Linked DNA regions of Homo sapiens: region 1 is linked to region 2. Evidence: chromatin loops called from intact Hi-C (ENCODE). Cell type or tissue: PC-3. All regions are shown on one strand.

The links. Peaks named below come from ENCODE experiments on the same cell type or tissue, not always from the same donor. Only the 100,000 strongest peaks of a DNase experiment are listed, where the experiment ranks them.
Region 1: a loop joins it to region 2, with 6 times the contacts of the local background. A loop is called at or near these places in 1 of 110 quality-filtered maps.

What each region holds. Positions count from the first base shown.
Region 1 is chr11:85,084,636-85,088,635 of GRCh38, reverse strand. The region is part of intron 6 of DLG2 (discs large MAGUK scaffold protein 2); the gene reads left to right. Among named protein-coding and RNA genes, the nearest start is that of DLG2, 540 kb to the left of the region's middle. In PC-3, no CTCF peak of the experiment used is centred here; a DNase peak (open chromatin) is centred at 1,565; H3K4me3 peaks cover 602 bases; H3K27ac peaks cover 1,422 bases.
Region 2 is chr11:84,985,675-84,989,674 of GRCh38, reverse strand. The region is part of intron 6 of DLG2 (discs large MAGUK scaffold protein 2); the gene reads left to right. Among named protein-coding and RNA genes, the nearest start is that of DLG2, 640 kb to the left of the region's middle. In PC-3, no CTCF peak of the experiment used is centred here; a DNase peak (open chromatin) is centred at 1,784; H3K27ac peaks cover 1,165 bases.

The DNA of each region.
Region 1 (4,000 bases), 99 kb before region 2:
TAGCTATCCTCACCTTATTCAAATAAAATAATGCTTTCTTTTTATTCATGAAGACTTGATCAGATGTCATCTCTTTGAAGTCTCTCCTGACCTCTAGTTTCTCTGTTGAGTCCTACCAGATTATTGTAACATGAATCACATGGAAGAAAATTTGAATGTTTATATGATTCTCTTCCCCAGTCTGAATCCTAGTGCAAAGCCGCTGAATCTTACTTAGCTTCCATTTCTCAGAGGCTAGAGTAGGATTTAGCATTTATAAGATGCTCAGTAGAGGCTCTTAAAATAAAAATGCATGAAATTTGAAAGGCTCACACAACAGAAATATATATTGATTCTGTCGATTACCTTCATTTCTTGGGAAAGACCTTTCCCATTGCTCAGGTCGCTTTGTTTCACCATTTACCTAGTTGCTATAGCCAGAACCTGAGTATTTCTTTTAATGACTTTTTTTCCCTTACCTTCTTCATTCAACCCATCATCATTTTTGGCATATCTCAAATTCATTTGTCTCCATATTTACTAATACTACCAGAGTCCAAGTTACCACTATCTATTACCTGGACTACAAACAATAGCATTTTAACTTGATCACTTTATTTTACAACAATACACTATTCACACATCAACCTACTAGCTTAACTTGAAAAATATAAATCTAATAATCTTGCCCTTTTTCCTTTCTTAAAACATTTTAATGTCTTTTTATTGTACTAAGAATGCATTTTAAATTCCTTAACACAGTGTCCTCAAATCCCTCCATGATCTGTTTTTTTTTTTTTTTTTTTTTTTTTGAGACGGAGTCTCGCTCTGTCGCCCAGGCCGGACTGCGGACTGCAGTGGCGCAATCTCGGCTCACTGCAAGCTCCGCTTCCCGGGTTCACGCCATTCTCCTGCCTCAGCCTCCCGAGTAGCTGGGACTACAGGCGCCCGCCACCGCGCCCGGCTAATTTTTTGTATTTTTAGTAGAGACGGGGTTTCACCTTGTTAGCCAGGATGGTCTCGATCTCCTGACCTCATGATCCACCCGCCTCGGCCTCCCAAAGTGCTGGGATTACAGGCGTGAGCCACCGCGCCCGGCCCATGATCTGGTTTTTGCATGTCTCCTCTAGTTCATGGCATGACAGTCTTTCCCTTTGGTTTAGCCACATGGTTTTCTTTCAGTTTTGGAAGACTCAAGGGCTTCTTGCCTAAGGGCTTTGGCCATCACTGTCTCATTTGCCTGGAGCATTCTTCATACACTGAAAGACTGGCACCTTTTAGTCTTTACATTTTAACTTAAGTGTTAATCATTTTAGAGATGGCTTCTCTATCCATGGGATTCCTCCTAGGGGCTCTCTCTCTCTCACTGTTTCACTCTCTCATACTCCTAATTACTTATTATTTCCCTAAACCCTTATCACAATTTGTAATTGTACCTTTATTTGCTTAGCTTTTAAATTACATTACAGGTTGTAAGCTCTGTAATGGCCAGGAATTTGTCTATTCTGTTCACTATATACCTAGTACCTAGCATAATGCCTGAGGCATAGAGTTCATTAAATATTTGTTTAATGATGAATTCATCCAAAAATGAATCACAATGAGCAAATGAATGAACAGAGCAATAGGAATGAGACAGCTTGACCTTAAAAGGCTATTGAGAAAATAACATATGGAAATGAACACAAAGATATTTAAAAAACAAAAGACATATACATGTACTAAGCTTTCGTATTATGTTAAACTTACTGTATTCTGAACTGTTTCATTGCTTCATATTTCAATTTGCTTTTGTGCTATAAGAAAATTTATGGCATTTCACAATTTAGATTTACTTGCCACTCTTGCTATGATTGATATGCCGTAGTCAATTAATTGAAACAAACTGCTTCATAAAAGAAGAGTCAAATCCCGTGACCTTTAGATGATTTGTGCATTTATGTATGTATGCACATAGTAATGCATACTAGGAAGATGCATAGGGCTTATAGATATGTGTGATTTGCCTCTCCTTCCTGATTTTGGAGTGTTGCTTTAGCTTAACTGAATTGTTTATCTTCAGACAGAGTTGAATTTTGGGAGCTACTAGGTCTTCATGCCAAGCAATATTTGGTAACATTATTGTGTCTTCTGGCTGCTCTGTCTTCATTTAATTGTTTATTTTTTTCTTCCTCTAGGTTTTATTTTACTTTCAGATTTCATATTACAGATTAGCTAGTGTAGTGCTCATACCAAGTGTCTGAAGATAACTATGTTTTTTCACTTTCTATAACTATTGTTTTTCATCCCATGTTCCATAAACTTTGGATTCTTCAGAAGAGTTTATTTGATGAGTAAGATTCTATGCATAGTGTCAGACATGGAGGGAAACCCTAAAAGAAATTGGATAAGTAACTTTGACTCAATTATACTAAAAATAAGATCAAATTGATTATGATGGATGGCTTCCAGACCCTTGGCACTACTGATTTACACTGTAGCCTAAATGAGATCTCAAGTATGGAAAAAACATTAGAATTATGGAAAGCCAGGCAGGTAGAAATTATAAAAATATGAGTGATTTAAAAAATAGCTGATTAAGTGTATATCTTCTATTTGTCTAGGGCACTTAAGGTCAACTGCAAAAGTTTTTTGGGGGATAAAGACATTATGAACTAGAGAATACTCATGATATATTTGTTTTAATTACAACCTAACCACTTAGGATAGACATAGAGCTTGTTTTAATTACAACCTAACCACATAGAATTGACAATAATGCTGCTAAAACTATTCACTCATCCAATAAATATTTATTATCTGTTATATAAAAAGCACTTTTCTAGGAAGGCAATGTAGTGAGTGTTTAAGGACACTGACTTTGGAGTCACAGTTCAAATACCTGTTAGCTGTGTGACCTTGGGCAAGTTGCTAAATCTTTAACCTTGCAAAAAGAGTTAAGATGGAAGTAAAATGTTATCTCCATATTAATGTAATTAAATTGTGTAAAACTCTCAACATAGGTCCTGGTACAGGATAAGTATTTGATAAATGATAGTCTTAGTCTAGTTCTTTTCTCATTCCTACTTTTAAAATAAACATTATTTTAATAAGTAGGTTATATTTGGTAAAAATATAATATTTATAAATATTATGGATGTTCACTGTGTTACAAATAAATTCATGATCTAATTGGGAAGGTAAAATACAAACACACAAAGATAATGAACAATTATAGGCAACAAATGTTAAGTTACAAAGGAAGGGAATTGAACAGTTTTTCTGCAGATATTTAGAGGAGTAAAGAGCAGTTTCTAGCATCATGAGATGTCCTTGAGATAGTATCTAGGAGTTTCTATATATCTAAGACTAATTTTAGAAGCCCATAACTAAAAAGGCTTGTATAGGATGATGGACTGCTTTGTTGAGTTGGGATAACAGTATGGATTGATGGCAGTCCAAGTAAGGTACAGTGCAGTACCAGAGTAAGACTGCAAATGCTACCTCATATTTCTCAGTAATACAGTGGACAAAATTGTAATTTTTATTCTGTTTCTATTGCAGTGTCTTAAGAAATTGTGTATAAGCATGATTGTGAAAAAATAACCAACAGAATCAGAATCAAAATTTCCTTTGGAGGTAGATATACAAAGTGTGAGTGGTAGGTAGACCTTCAAACTCTGGACCAAACTAACAGTTTATGGAGAACATGTTATTTCAGCAACTCAAGCTATATTTGCATAGCTTTGAGAGGCTATCTTCGACATTCAAAATTTATACCATTTTGAGAAACTCGTGCTTTCTCTAATGAAAATGTGTTTTGCTCAATTTGAGATATTTTTGAGTACAACTATGTGCTAAGCATTGTGCCAGTCACCGGAAACACCAGGTGAATCAGTCTCTATTCTGAATGATCTCATATATTTGTGATCACAGGTGGAATGGTAGGTTATGTCTATCTATTGTTGAAGGATAATGGGAGGAGATATGGATTTACCATGACAAAAATGGCAACCGATATAGAGCTGCTCACTAGTTATGA
Region 2 (4,000 bases):
TCAATTTGTTTTAGATATTCTAGCTCCTTTGCCTTTCCATATAATTTAAAAAATAACCTTGTCTGTATCCACAAAGCCAAAAAGTCTTGCTGAGATTTTGATAGTAATTGTATTAAATCTTTATCAGTTTGGGGAGATGTGCTATGTTGAGTTTTCCAATCCATGGAATGGTATACCTTTCCATTTATTTAGAACTTATGGCCAGTCATGGTGGCTCATGCCTGTAATCCCGGCACTTTGGGAGGCCAAGGTGGGTGGATCGCCTGAGGTCAAGAGTTTGAGACCACCCCGGCCAACATGGTGAAACCCCATCTCTACTAAAAATATAAAAATTAGCCGGGCGTGGTGGCAGATGCCTATAATCCCAGCTACTCAGGAGGCTGAGACAGGAGAATTGCTTGAACCTGGGGGTCAGAGGTTGCAGTGAGCTGAGATTACACCACTCCACTCCAGCTTGGGCAAAAGAGCGAAACTCCATCTCAAAAAAAGAACTTCTTTTATTTATTTCATTTGTGTGTGTAGTCTTTAGAATACAAGTCCTGTATATGTTTTGTTATACTATTTCATTTTTTTGAGCAGTTGTAAATAGTGTATTTTTAATTTTTGTGTCTGCATGTTCATTGCTAATATGTGGAGTTCTAATTTTTTTTATGTTTATCTTGTATCCTCTGACCTTGCCGAACTCATTAGTTCTAGGAGTTTTTATACACTAGGATTTTCCTATGTAGAAATTGATGTCATCTACAAATAAGGAGAATTTTCTTTCTTTCTTTCTGATCTGTATTCTTTATTATTATTTTTGTTTCCATAGGTTGTTGGGGAAAAGGTGATGTCTGGTTACGTGAGTAAGTTCTGTAGTGGTGATTTGTGAGATTTTGGTGCACCCATCACCTGAGAAGTATATATTACACCCAATTTGTAATCTTTTATCCCTCACTCCCTTCCCATCCTTTCCCCACTGAGTTCTCAAAGTTCATTGTGTCATTCTTATGCCTTTGCATCCTCATAGCTTAGGTCCCACTTATGAGCGAGCATACGATGTTTGGTTTTCCATTCCTGAGTTACTTCACTTAGAAAAATAGTCTCCAATCTCATCCAGGTTGCTGCGAAAGCCATTAATTCATTTCTTTTTATGGCTGAGTAGCATTCCATCATATATGTAATATATATAATATCAGTTTCTTTAGGCACTCATTGATTTATGGGCATATACATTGGTTCCACATTTTTGCAATTGCAAATTTTGCTGCTATAAATATGCATATGCAAGTATCTTTTTCATATAACGACTTCTTTTCCTCTGGGTAGATAGCCAGTAGTGGGATCGCTGGATCAAATGGTAGTTCTGCATTTAGTTCTCCATAGTGTAGTGTTAGTTTACATTCCCACTAGAAGTGTAGAAGTGTTCCCTGTTCACTGCATCCACACCAACATCTGTTTTTATTTTTTGATTATGGCCATTCTTGCAGGAGTAAGGTGGTATCAAATTGTGTTTTTGGTGTGCATTTCCCTGATCATTAGTGACGTTGAGCATTTTTTCCTACGTTTCTTGGCCATTTTTATATCTTCTTTTGAGAATTGTCTATTCATGTTTGTTTTTTCTTGCTCATTTGTTTGAGTTCATTGTAGATTCTGGATATTAGTCCTTTGCCAGATGTATAGATTGTGAAGATTTTTCTGCCACTCTGTGAGTTATATGTTTACTCTGCTGACCATTCCTTTTGCCATGCAAAAACTCTTTGTTTAATTAAGTCCCAGCTATTTATCTTTGTTTTTATTGCATTTGCTTTTGGGTTCTTGGTCATGAAATCCTTGCATAAGCCAATGCCCAGAAGGGATTTTCCAATGTTATCATCGAGAATTTTTATAGTTTCAGGTCTCACATTTAAGTCCTTGATCCATCTTGAGTTGATTTTTCTATAAGGTGAGATATGAGGATCCAGTTTCATTCTCTTACATGTGGCTTGCCAATTATCCCAGCACTGTTTGTTGAATAGGGTGTCTTTTCCCCACTTTATGTTTTTGTTTGCTTTGTCAAAGATCAGTTGGTTGTAAGTATTTGAGTTTATTTTTGAGTTCTGTATTCTGTTCCATTCGTCTATGTGCCTATTTTTATACCAGAACCATGCTGTTTTGGTGACTATGGCCTTAAAGTATAGTTTGAAATCAGGTAATGTGATGCCTCCAGATTTGTTCTTTTTGCTTAGTCTTGCTTTGGCTATGCAGGCTCTTTTTTGCTTCCATATTAATTTTAAATTTTTTTTTCTAATTCTGTGAGGAATGATGATGTTATTTTGATGGTAATTTTGTTGAATTTGTAGATTACTTTTGACAGTATGGTCATTTGTCATTTTCACAATATTGATTCTACCTAATCATGAGCATGGGATGTGTTTCCATTTGTTGGTGTTGTCTGTGATTTCTTTCAGCAGTGTTTTGTAGTTTATCTTGCTAGAGGTCTTTCACCTCCTTGGTTAGGTATATTCCTAAGTATTTTAATTTTTCGCAGCTATTGTAAAGGGGGTTGAGTTCTTGATTTGATTCTCCACTTGGTCGCTGTTGGTGTACAGAAGTGCTACTGATATGTGTAAATTAATTTTGTGTCCAGAAACTTTGCTGAAATCTTTTATCAGTTCTAGGAGCTTTCTGGAGGAGGCCTTAAGGTTTTCTAAGTAAATAATCATATCATCAGCAAACAGCAACAGTTTGACTTCCTCTTTACTAATTTGGATGCTCTGTATTTCTTTCTCTTTTCTGATTGCTCTGGCTAGGACTTCCAGTACTGTGTTGAAGAGGAGTGATTAGAGCAGGCATCCTTGTCTTGTTCTAGTTCTCAGAGGAAATGCTTTCAACTTTTCTCCATTCAGTATTATGTTGGCCATGGGTTTGTCATAGATGGCTTTTATTACACTGAGATATGTCCCTTGTATGCTGATTTTGCTGAGAGTTTTAATTATAAAAATACGCTGAATTTTGTCAAATGCTTTTTCCGCATCTATTGAGATGATCATGTGATTTTTGTTTTTAATTCTTTTTATGTGGTGTATCACATTGGACGTAACCATCCCTGGATCCCTGGTATGAAACCCACTTGATCATGGTGGATTATCTTTTTGATGTGTTGTTGGATTCGATTAGCTAGTATTGTGTTAAGGATTTTAGCATCTATGTTCATCAGGGATATTGGTCTGTAGTCTTCTTTTTTGGTTATGTCCTTTCCTGGTTTTGGTATTAGGGTGATACTGGCTTCATAGAGGATCCCCTCTTTCTCTATCTTGTGGAATAGTGTCAATAGGGTTGGTACCAATTCTTCTTTGATTGTCTGTCAGGATTCTGCTGTGAATCCATCTGGTCCTGGAGTTTTTTAAATTACCATTTCAATCTCGCTGCTTGTTGTTTTTCTGTTCAGGGTATCTAGTTCTTCCCGATTTAAGCTAGGAAGGTTGTATGTTTCCAGGAATTTATCCATCTCTAGGTTTTCTAGTTTATGTGCCTAAAGGTGTTCGTAGGGGCCTTGAATGATCTTTTGTAACTCTGTGGTGTCAGTTGTAATATCTCTCATTTCATTTGTAATTGGGCTTATTAGGATTTTTATCTCTTCTTTTCTTGGTTAATCTTGCTAATGGTCTATCAATTTTAGTTATCTTCTCTTCATCTTTTTTTTTTTTTTTTTTTTTTTTTTTGAGACGGAGTCTTGCTCCGTTGCCCAGGCTGGAGTGCAATGGTGCAATCGTGGCACACTGCAGCCTTCGTGTCCCGGATTCAAGTGATTCTCCTGCCCCACCCTCCTGAGCAGCTGGGGTTACAGGCACCCGCCATCATGCCCTGCTAATTTTTGTATTTTTGTAGAGATCGGGTTTCATCATGTTGGCCAGGCTGGTCTTGAAATCCTGACCTCAAGTGATCCGCCCAACTTGGCCTCCCAAGTGCTGGGATTACAGGCATGAGCCACCTTGATGGGCCTATTTATCTTTTCAAAGAACCTGCTTTTTGTTTCATT